2 separate regions of the Homo sapiens genome follow, and region 2 is linked to region 1. Evidence: read pairs that join two places in POLR2A ChIA-PET (ENCODE). Cell type or tissue: MCF 10A. All regions are shown on one strand.

The links. ChIA-PET counts read pairs that join two places held together with the same protein. Peaks named below come from ENCODE experiments on the same cell type or tissue, not always from the same donor. Only the 100,000 strongest peaks of a DNase experiment are listed, where the experiment ranks them.
Region 2: POLR2A ChIA-PET joins it to region 1 with 5 read pairs; 5 of 35 experiments call an interaction of 5 or more read pairs at or near these places.

What each region holds. Positions count from the first base shown.
Region 1 is chr3:172,514,243-172,519,242 of GRCh38, forward strand. TNFSF10 (TNF superfamily member 10) reads right to left here. Exons shown (of 5, transcript NM_003810.4): 2 at 619-756. Among named protein-coding and RNA genes, the nearest start is that of TNFSF10, 6.7 kb to the right of the region's middle. In MCF 10A, no CTCF peak of the experiment used is centred here; a DNase peak (open chromatin) is centred at 2,699.
Region 2 is chr3:172,620,212-172,625,211 of GRCh38, forward strand. No RefSeq gene overlaps it. Among named protein-coding and RNA genes, the nearest start is that of LINC02068, 27 kb to the left of the region's middle. In MCF 10A, a CTCF peak has its summit at 3,222 (motif pointing left); DNase peaks (open chromatin) are centred at 2,920 and 3,190.

The sequences.
Region 1 (5,000 bases):
ACATGTCTCTGCTGGAGGTCCTGTTTAAGCAACTTCCATAAACAGATACTTTTTGTAATTTGTTATTTATTGGCTGTAAATTAAGAAAAAACCACCTTCAATTTCTCAAAGTATCTCTTTCTTCCCTTCCCTTCCTTTCCTCTTTCTTTCCTCTTATTTTCCTCTTTCTTTATCTCTATATGCATACAAAAACAAATATTTAATTCCAGACATCAGCAATGTGGGAAGAATATAAAATATCATTATTTGATCTTCTTTATCTTTTGAATGAAAAACAATGCCACACATTCTTTATGACTTTGTGACCTTCTCTTCATTACCCTGTGTGTGCCTCAGTTTCCATAATGTGAGATCAAAAGGTTAGACTAGATGTGGAGGCTGTCCGGGGCAGAGGAATGAACTCTAGACCAGGAGTCGGCCAGGTCCTGCCCTTTGCTGCTATGCCCCATTTTCCTAGTTCTATGAATTTGGGGAAAATTACTTAAATACTCTGGGCCTAAGTTTTCTTATTTGTAAAATGAAGAGTCTAGACTTGATTATCTTAAAGATTCCTTTGCTTTAAGGAATTCTTCTGGCCTTCTCCGCCTGCTGGTGAGGTCACCTGGTGAGGTTACCTACCTTTCTAACGAGCTGACGGAGTTGCCACTTGACTTGCCAGCAGGGGCTGTTCATACTCTCTTCGTCATTGGGGTCCCAATAACTGTCATCTTCTTTTAAGAAACAAGCAATGCCACTTTTGGAGTACTTGTCCTGCATCTGGGTTGAGATGGAATATAACACAATATTTTGCATAAGTGCTTTTTATTTTTGTTCATTTGGAAGTTAAGACAACAGAAACTGATAGCAGACTTAAAGAAGTTTTGGCATATTGAGTAAGTTCCTGTTTGAAATAAAAGTAAGCATGCTCTCCTTTGTCCTTAAAAAAAAAAAAAAAGAATAAAAGTAAGCAGCTGGATATGGTGGAAAGGATGCAGGTGTGCTTCAGGCATCTGGAGTCACAGTGTCCTTCCCTGCCTCCCTTACTAAACAGCTGTGCTTTTCTTGACAAGTTGCTTCCATTCTCCTGTGTCTGTTTATAGTTTTGAGCCGGTTCACTATGGTGATTCTGAGGTCTCTTCCAGTTCTGCCATGGTATGTATCCCATTTTGAAGCTGGAAACCTACCTAGATACAAGGTCGGTAGTGGAGTCAGTTTACATTTTAGGATCCTAAATAAAAAACAGCCAAGTCATTTGGGAGGGGGTCATGTTCTGTTTCTAGCTGTGGCTAGCTAAATAGATTCTAGTTACTGATCTGATTTCTACTCCTCTGGCTGGCAAAATCTGGACCATGTTGCCACTAGAAATCTGAATGCTGTCTCATTAAATGTTTACACTAACTAGGGATTTATTGGTAGAGACCTTAAACACTCTTTGAAGGTTTTCTCCCTGTTCTGATTGAAAGTAAACAATGGCAATAGTCAGATCATTATCAACGAGCTCCTCACCCTCATCAACAAATCCTTGCTTGATGTTATAAACACACACACACACCCACACACACCCCATCCCAAACCACCCAGAACTCTTTAGGCTGATAATTGTTTAATTGAGAAAAACAGGAAACAGAAGGTCCAAACAAAGCCAGAAGGGTTTTGTTTGTTTGTTTGTTTGCTTTGCTCATTTCTTCTCTTCCGTTTTGTTTTGTTTTAACAAGTGGGATGGAAGAGACGTTATTTCCCTGAAAAAATCTGCTGAATTGGCCAGGCGCGGTGGCTCATGCCTATAATCCCAGCACTCTGGGAGGCCGAGGCGGGTGAATCACAAAGTCAGGAGATCGAGACCATCCTGGCTAACCCAGTGAAACCCCATCTCTACTAAAAAAATACAAAAAATTAGCTGGGCGTGGTGGCGGGCGCCTGTAGTCCCAGCTATTTGGGAGGCTGAGGCAGGATAATGGTGTGAACCCGGGAGGCGGAGCTTGCAGTGAGCTGAGATCGTGCCATTGCACTCTAGCCTGGGCAACAGAGCGAGACTCCATCTCAAAAAAAAAAAAAAAATCTGCTGAATTGACTACCTAGGGAAATAAATGAGAAAATGACAATTTTAATCTGTTATTTGAACTAAGGTACTGCAAAGGTTGAAGGGAGGATCAAATTGAACGATGATTCACTCCTTCCTATAGAAAGACAATATCATTTTAAATCAAAATATCTTAACTGTTTATGAGAGGTCCCAGCTAGAATCACACAGTTCTGTACTCAGCCATGTAACCCTTGGACATTTGGCCAAGGTCCCTCAAATGCAAAGGTGCAAACTTGAGTTAATAAATTTCTTCCACACACCCTGACATAGATCATTCATTTACTTTTAAACAAATGTTTATTTTGTTTCTTCCTCTTTTAAATTACAAGAGAAAAACATTCCCGTAGTATATGTAGTTGGAGGTGAAGCTGGGGCCTCCTGAGTTGAGATATGACTGGCCATGGACTTAGGTACATTTCCTTGCCCCTGCCTGCCCCACCTGTAAACATCCAGTTGCACCTCGAATTGACTTGGGAGATGCAAAACCTTTCCAAGGAAGGCACTCAGTCACATATGATTCAGAAATATGAGAGCATGTCTAGCAAACTGTGGGAAAGGATCAAGAAGGAAGAGACGAGAAACTGGGATCAGCCACAAGGCCCGAGGGTGGTTCCAGGAAGAGCAAACTTTCCCTGGACACTGTCCCAGTTCACTCAGTATGAGTTGGCTCTGGCCAAGCTTCGGTTTGATTACACTGAACAAGCAGGCTCACAAGTCTCTGTAACTTGTTGGGGCAAGAAGGTGTGCATAACACAGAAAGGAGGGAGCGGTATGCCTTTTCACTTCACATCAGCTGTAAGCTATCTCAGCAGGAAATGGCTGAATATGGGAGGCTTCAGCTGTGAGAGGCAAGGTGCAGAGTTGAAAGCTGCCTGTGATCAGGCAGTAATGGCAGCAGGCAACAACTTATCAACTGAGGTGGAGTTTGACAAGGATGGTCGTGGTGGAGCTTGTGCCACAGGGACTAGCCCAGGTTAGCACCAATTGCTGGCTAGAGCCTGTGATCCCTTCTGAGTATTTTCCAGAAATACTTTCAGGAGGAGGTGGAAGGAACCTGGAAAATTGAGTAAGGTCCTGGGTATAAGTGGATGGGAGGTTAACAAGTTAATGTAGCTACATTATTACCCAGGAGTTTATAAAGCCTGGATACATTCAGGATACACAGGCAAGCAGGGAAGCATGGAAAAGTAAAGAACACTTTTCTAAAAGAAAAAAAAAACCCTCCAAAAACTAAATAAGTAAATCACAAAAACAAAACAAAACAACCACTAATAGCAGCTATATTCTCACCTCCTACTTAACCTTTGGATGATATCTCTTGTTTACAGGGGTGAGATCAGACTGTGTGTGTGCATAATTTTGAGTATGGTTGTTTTCTCATAAGACTATATAAAAATGCTGTGTTCTTTAAATCTGTATGAAAATTATACATGGATAGCATGGATATTTTTATAACATTCCCTGTAGAAAATTTGTAAAATATAGAAAAATAAAAAGGAAAAAAAGTACCCATAATCATACCATCTAGAGATCACATTGTCATTTTGGTGTTTCTCTTTCTAGACCTTTTTATGCATAAATATTGATTTCTGAACAATAGAAATCCAGAGAGGAAGCCCCAGTCACTCTCTCCACCCTCACATGTTTCTTGCATCATGAATTTTGGTAGTTTCTCCTATAGAACTTGGCCAATGCTGGTGACTAGACACATGGCGGGTTGACGTGAGGTGCTGTGGTTATTCCAAGAATGATAATTAATACGATACGTCTCCCCCGCCTCCTCCCATCCTTTCCACTTCAAAATATGAGTTTCCTGCAGCATATCATAGGCTGAGGCTATATTCTCTAACTAACCACACTTGGGCATTGGGGGCAGAAGGTAGCGTGTGGGGATTATTTTCATTTGCGTGCCTCTGAAAAGAAAGCTCTTGCACTGGGTGCCTGTTCTTCAGCTCCAGAAGCCCTTGGTTCTGAAAAGTGGATTTCCATGGTGACTGCTCTTGGTGCTGTTACAAACACGGTGGTTGTCTAGGCCAGGGTCAACCAGTCCTTGATGGGGCTTGAGGTCAGCAGGGTAGACTCAGCAAGGTAGACTTCAAGATGGCAGCAATGACCCTGTCTGCTGCCCAGACATTAGTCTCTGGCAATCATTTTCTGCAAACTGCAAATAGCATAAAGGATCATTTATGGAGATCCGTGGAGAGGAAGCCCTTCTCCTTTTTCCTCCCCATCTATGATGTCACAGTGACAGGCCATTCCTTTATCATAAAACTTTCTCAGAGGGACACAGATTTCAGGGGCTAAGCCCATATTTGTTGTTCATGTTTGCTGGTCTACAGGCTATTTGTGAAGGTCCAATCCAATGTTATGAAGCCTTCCTTAACCCTTACACCCTATAATCCTTGCAGAGTGTATCTTCTGCAAATGTTCACCAGACAAAGTGGAGCCTGTATTCAATTTTAAGAAATTAATACTTATGTTGAATATACTTTTCCAAAGTCTACACAGAAGATTCAAACTTATTTTCCCTTTGGAAAATTTCTGATGAAGAAAGTGACACCTTCAGGAGACTTTTCAGCAGTAATTAGAACGCTACTATAAAAATAGCATTGTATTGTATTGAAAAAATGTATTGTAAAAAAAAGTAGGTGCTTCAATTTATTGAGTACCTCCTTCATGCCTGGGTTCAAAATCAGGTTTTACCTTTTACTAGTTTTGTAATCTTGAACAAATCTCTTAACTTCGCCTGAGCTTTAGTTTGTTCATCTGTAATATGGGGTAATTATACTTACATAATAGAATTGTTATGAGAATTGAAACCAGGCAATACTTTTCAAAGTTGCTGGTACACAGTAATTGCTCAATATCTGTAATTCTCCTAGCTTTCTAGCACTCTCAATGAATTCTTCTGCATGCCTAATGTACATGTGTTCATATG
Region 2 (5,000 bases), 110 kb after region 1:
CATCTAGACCTACTGAATTAGAATCTGCAATCTAACAAGGTCCCCAAGTAATTCATATGCCAGTTAACCTTTGAGAAACACTAAGTCTGGGCAGCATGGTGAGAACTTGTCTCTACAAAATAAAAATATTAGCTGGACTTGTGGTGCATGCCTGTAGTCCTAGCTACTTGGGAGGCTGAGGTGGGAAGATTGCTTGAGTCCAGGAGGTTGAGGCTGCAGTGAGCCATGACTGCACCACTGCACTCCAGTTTGGACGACAGAACCATACCCTGTTTCAAAAAATCAAAAAGCAAACAAACAACAACAACAACAACAAAAAAAAAACCACTGACTTAAGAAACAATGTTAAGTCAGTAATAGGTGCCATGCCCCATCCATAATTGGTTTGTTTTTATACATTTCTGATACATGGAGAGGAAGAGGAAATAGCCTGGGTCTTGAATTTTCTGTATCAAGCTCTCTGAGGGGAAAGCTTTCCTTTATTTTGTGATCTTGGATGTCCAGGAGATTTTTGGTTGTATCCCTATGATAAACCTCACTCTACTTAAGCTATCTTGAGTGAGTGCTTTTTGCAAGAGATAGCTTGCCAAGTGATGAACTAAATCATGACTAAAAGAAAACTAAAATGCAAATTTTGTGTCCTTTTGTAGATTTTGTACAGAGTATTAGTTATGGGTAAACCAGCTTTTCTTTCCCTTTTTAAAATAAGAAATAATAAATCATCATGAAAAATTCAAAGCCAGGTGCAGGGGTGCACACTTGGCCAGCTACTGGGGAGGCCGAGGTGGGAGGTTCACTCAAGGCCACAGGTTTGAAGCTGTAGTGCACAATGATCATGCCGATGAATAGTCACTGTGCTCCAGCTTGGGCAACATAGCCAGACATTGTCTCCAGAAAAATTTTTTTAATAAAAAATTCAAATGTTTCAGAGAGTAGCAAACTGGGGGAAAAAAGTTTTTCTTCCCTTAAGATCTCTGTTCCCAGTCCTCAGAGGTAATGAATTAACAACTTTCTGTATAACCTTTAATAATTTTCTTGATTTTTTAAAATGTTTTTGACATGGAATTTTTCTTTTGTTGCCCTGGGTGGACTGCAATGGCATGATCTCAGCCCACCACAACCTCTGCCTCCCAGGTTCAAGTGATTCTCCTGCCTCAGCCTCCTGCGTAGCTGGGATGACAGGCATGCACCACCACGCCTGGCTAATTTTGTATTTTTAGTAGAAACGGGGTTTCTCCATGTTGGTCAGGCTGGTCTTGAACTCCCAAACTCAGGTGACCCACCCACCTCGACCTCCCAAAGTGCTGGGGTTACAGGCATGAGCCACCACACCCAGCCAATCTTTAATAATTTTCATATGCACCTATAACATTTTCTTTTTTTCCATGAGCCCCAATAAAAGAAAATCAGAAAGCAGATTATCTTATCATCAATACACATCCAGGGATATATTTGACAATATCTAACATTTGACTTTGGTTTAACTCAAACCTTTTTAAATTGCCCTTCTACAGCTTTATTTTTAATAGTCCTTAGAGACAAGTAGTAGGACAAACACTGTTACTTTTATTGATTCAATATATGGTTACACTGATGTTTAAAGTCACGTCCACAGTTCTCATTGAGGTTCATTAAATAAATAGTTACGTGAAAGTTCCTGCTGTATTGCTTTAAAATAATTGAGGACATTATTCAGTAGGTCACATGTCGGGATTTTCTTTTAGAATTTATTGATAAAGAAAGATGATCAACTCTGAGAAATTAGAAGACTTCTTCCTGTTTAAAATAAAGACTGAGTCACTGACTAAATTTTCTACTTTTTGCCTTGACTGCCAGGGTCCTCAGGGCCAAACTGGAAGTTCAACCACATAAACTGATTTTTCTAGTTAGCATATTTTTGTTCATTTCCTTGGCTATGAGCCTGATATGGTTTGGCTCTGTATCCCCACCCAAATCTCATTTTTAATTGTAATCCAAATTGTAATCCCCAGGTGTTGAGGGAGCGACCTGGTGGGAGGTGATTTGATCATGGGGGTGGTTCCCCCATGCTGTTCTCATGATAATAAGGGAGTTCTCTCACAAGATCTGGTTGTTTGATAAGTGTGAGACTCTTGCCCCTTTGTGCTCTTCTCTCCCTCCTGCCACCATGTAGGATGTGCCTTGTTTCCCCTTCACCTTCTGCCATGATTGTCAGTTTCCTGAGTCCTCCCCAGCCACGCAGAACTGTGAGTCAATTAATCCTCTTTTGTTCATAAATTACCCAGTCTCAGGTATTCTTTATAGCAGTGTGAAAACACACTAATACAGAGCTACTATTTCTGTGTCACAATTTCATTATATTTTTTGTTTAATTATAAGCTGTTTCAAGTATTTGGGGGGAGTAAGAAAGAGGTTTAGATAAAATGACTTTTAAGATGGGGAACACAAAACCCCAATAAAAACTTAAATTTACCGAGATATTTACTGGCAGAGCTGGAACTGGGATTACAGTTTCCCAAATTTTAGTTCATGATATTTCCTCTCTTCTACATGAAATGAATGGTGAGGTTTTCCTTCTTAATCATTTTATGTCTGTTTTTAAAAATATGGCAGTTCCACAAACATCGTGGCTGGATGTTGTTTGCTGGAACCTGTGCCCCAGCTTTTGAAGGCCACCCCTCCCTGCCTTATTTGTTGTTTTCAAAGGCAGTTTTTCTATAATGCAGTGCTGGGTGCCTGGGGTTTGCCAGCAAACAGAATGAAAAGATAAAGGTCGTATATTTCCTGCTACACTAAACGGTCCCTCAAAAATGCAGACCACCACTGTTCTGTCAGCCTTTCTGCAAAGGGATGGCAAATATCTACCTTGAATAAAAGCATGTTAAAAAAAAATAAAACACTTTGGCAAGCAGAGAGGTGAGTCATATTTCAACAAAGGATTAATGCAAGTCCTGTTTTGTTTGTTTTGAGAACTCAGTCATTTTTTTAATCAGGTAGTTATGAGAATTTTCAATTCTATTTTATAAAAAACAACCCAACTTAATCCTGTGATGAACTATGACTTTTATTGACCTTTTACAAAAAGTACAAGAAAGCTATTGATAAATCTTTTCTTTCTTTTTTGTAAAAAAAAAAAAAGAAAAGAAAAGAAAAGAAAAAGAATCCAGATGAAACACAAAACACAAACCGCAGTGTATGGGATGGCGAACGTCGTTGACTTTCAAGGCGCCCTCTACTGGCAATGGCTTTAAATTTTTAAATGTCTATTATATTATAGGCTTTGGAATTTCACTCTTTAACCAAATAAGATTTTCAATACATTAGTAGAAAGAAAACTCATGCAGGAAAGAAAGCCCCAGATATTTTATCTCAGGAATATAAATAAGCGAATATATACAAAAGTATCAGGCATTATTTTACATATCCTGAAAACTATGCGTTGTTAATAGGAAGAAGAATGATACAGTTGGTTGTTCATCAAAGATTTATTGAGCGCTTATAAGAGGCACCATGTCAGGCATTGGGGTCACAGAGGTGAGGCTGACGTGACCCCCACATCAAGGGTCCTAGTCTTGTGAGGGAGTCAGACCTACCTGCAGACAATTACCATGTCATGTGTGGAGTGCAGTGTGAGACCCGAGGAACGACCCCTAAATCCTCCTGAGAAAGGAGTTAGGAAAGGCTCCTGGAGGAGGCTGGCAAAGAAATACAAGAACAGTGAAAAGCACTCTAAGGAGAAGGAAGGGTGTTCGGTAAGAGAACATGGCGCATGTGCGGAACACGAACAGAACCGCGGTAATAAGTTCCGGGTTGGCTAGCTGTACCACAGCACGATGTGCAGGGACGGCCAGGAGAGGATGCTACAGAGCAGCAGCTCTCAAACTTTTCAGTCTCAGGACTTTACAATCTTAAACATTATTGAGGACCCTTCCCCCTCCCCCACGAAGAGCTTTTGTTTATGTGGGCTTCATTTATTGATGTTTACTTTTTTTTTTTTTTTTTTTTTTTTTGAGACGGAGTCTCGCTCTGTCGCCCAGGCTGGAGTGCAGTGGTGTGATCTCGGCTCACTGCAAGCTCCGCCTCCCAGGTTCACGCCATTCTCCTGCCTCAGCCTCCAGAGTAGCTGGGACTACAGGCGCCCGCCAGCACGCCCGGCTGATTTTTTGTATTTTTAGTAGAGACGGGGTTTCACCCTGTTAGCCAGGATGGTCTCGATGTCCTGACCTCGTGATCTACCCGCCTCGGCCTCCCAAAGTGCTGGGATTACAGGCGTGAGCCATCGCGCCCGGCCGATGTTTATTTACTTTTAAGAAACTGTTGGATGGGCATGGTAGCATGCACCTGTAGTCCCAGCTACTTAGGAGGCTGAGGTGGAAGGATCACTTGAGCCTGGGTGGTCGAGGCTGTTTGCCAAGATTGTGGCACTGCATGCTCCAGCCTGGGTAACAGAACAAGACCCTGAGGAAAACAAACAAAAAAAGAAGGAAGGAAGGGAGGGAGGGAGGGAGACTAAAGCTGATAAATTTGAAATGTAGTTATTAATGTATTTAATTACATGTTATCTTAAGCTCTATTTTACGAAAGAAATCCTGAATTTTTCAAATACAAATTAGTGAAAAATGTGGCGTTGTATTATATTTTTACAAGTATCTTTTTTTTTTTTTTTTTTTTTTTTTGAGACGGAGTCTCGCTCTGTCGCCAGGCTGGAGTGCAGTGGCGCGATCTCGGCTCACTGCAACCTCCGCCTCCTGAGTTCAAGTGATTCTCCTGCCTCAGTCTCCCGAGTAGCTGGGACTCCAGGTGCGCGCTACCACGCCCAGCTAATTTTTGTATTTTTAGTAGAGACGTGGTTTCACCATGTTGGCCAGGCTGGTCTTGTACTCCTGACTTCAGATGATCCACCCACCTCGGCCTCCCAAAGTGCTGAGATTACAGGCGTGAGCCACCACGCCCGGGCCTACAAATCTCTTTAATGTCTAGCTTAACTAGAGACAGCTGGATTCTCACACCTGCTTCTGCCT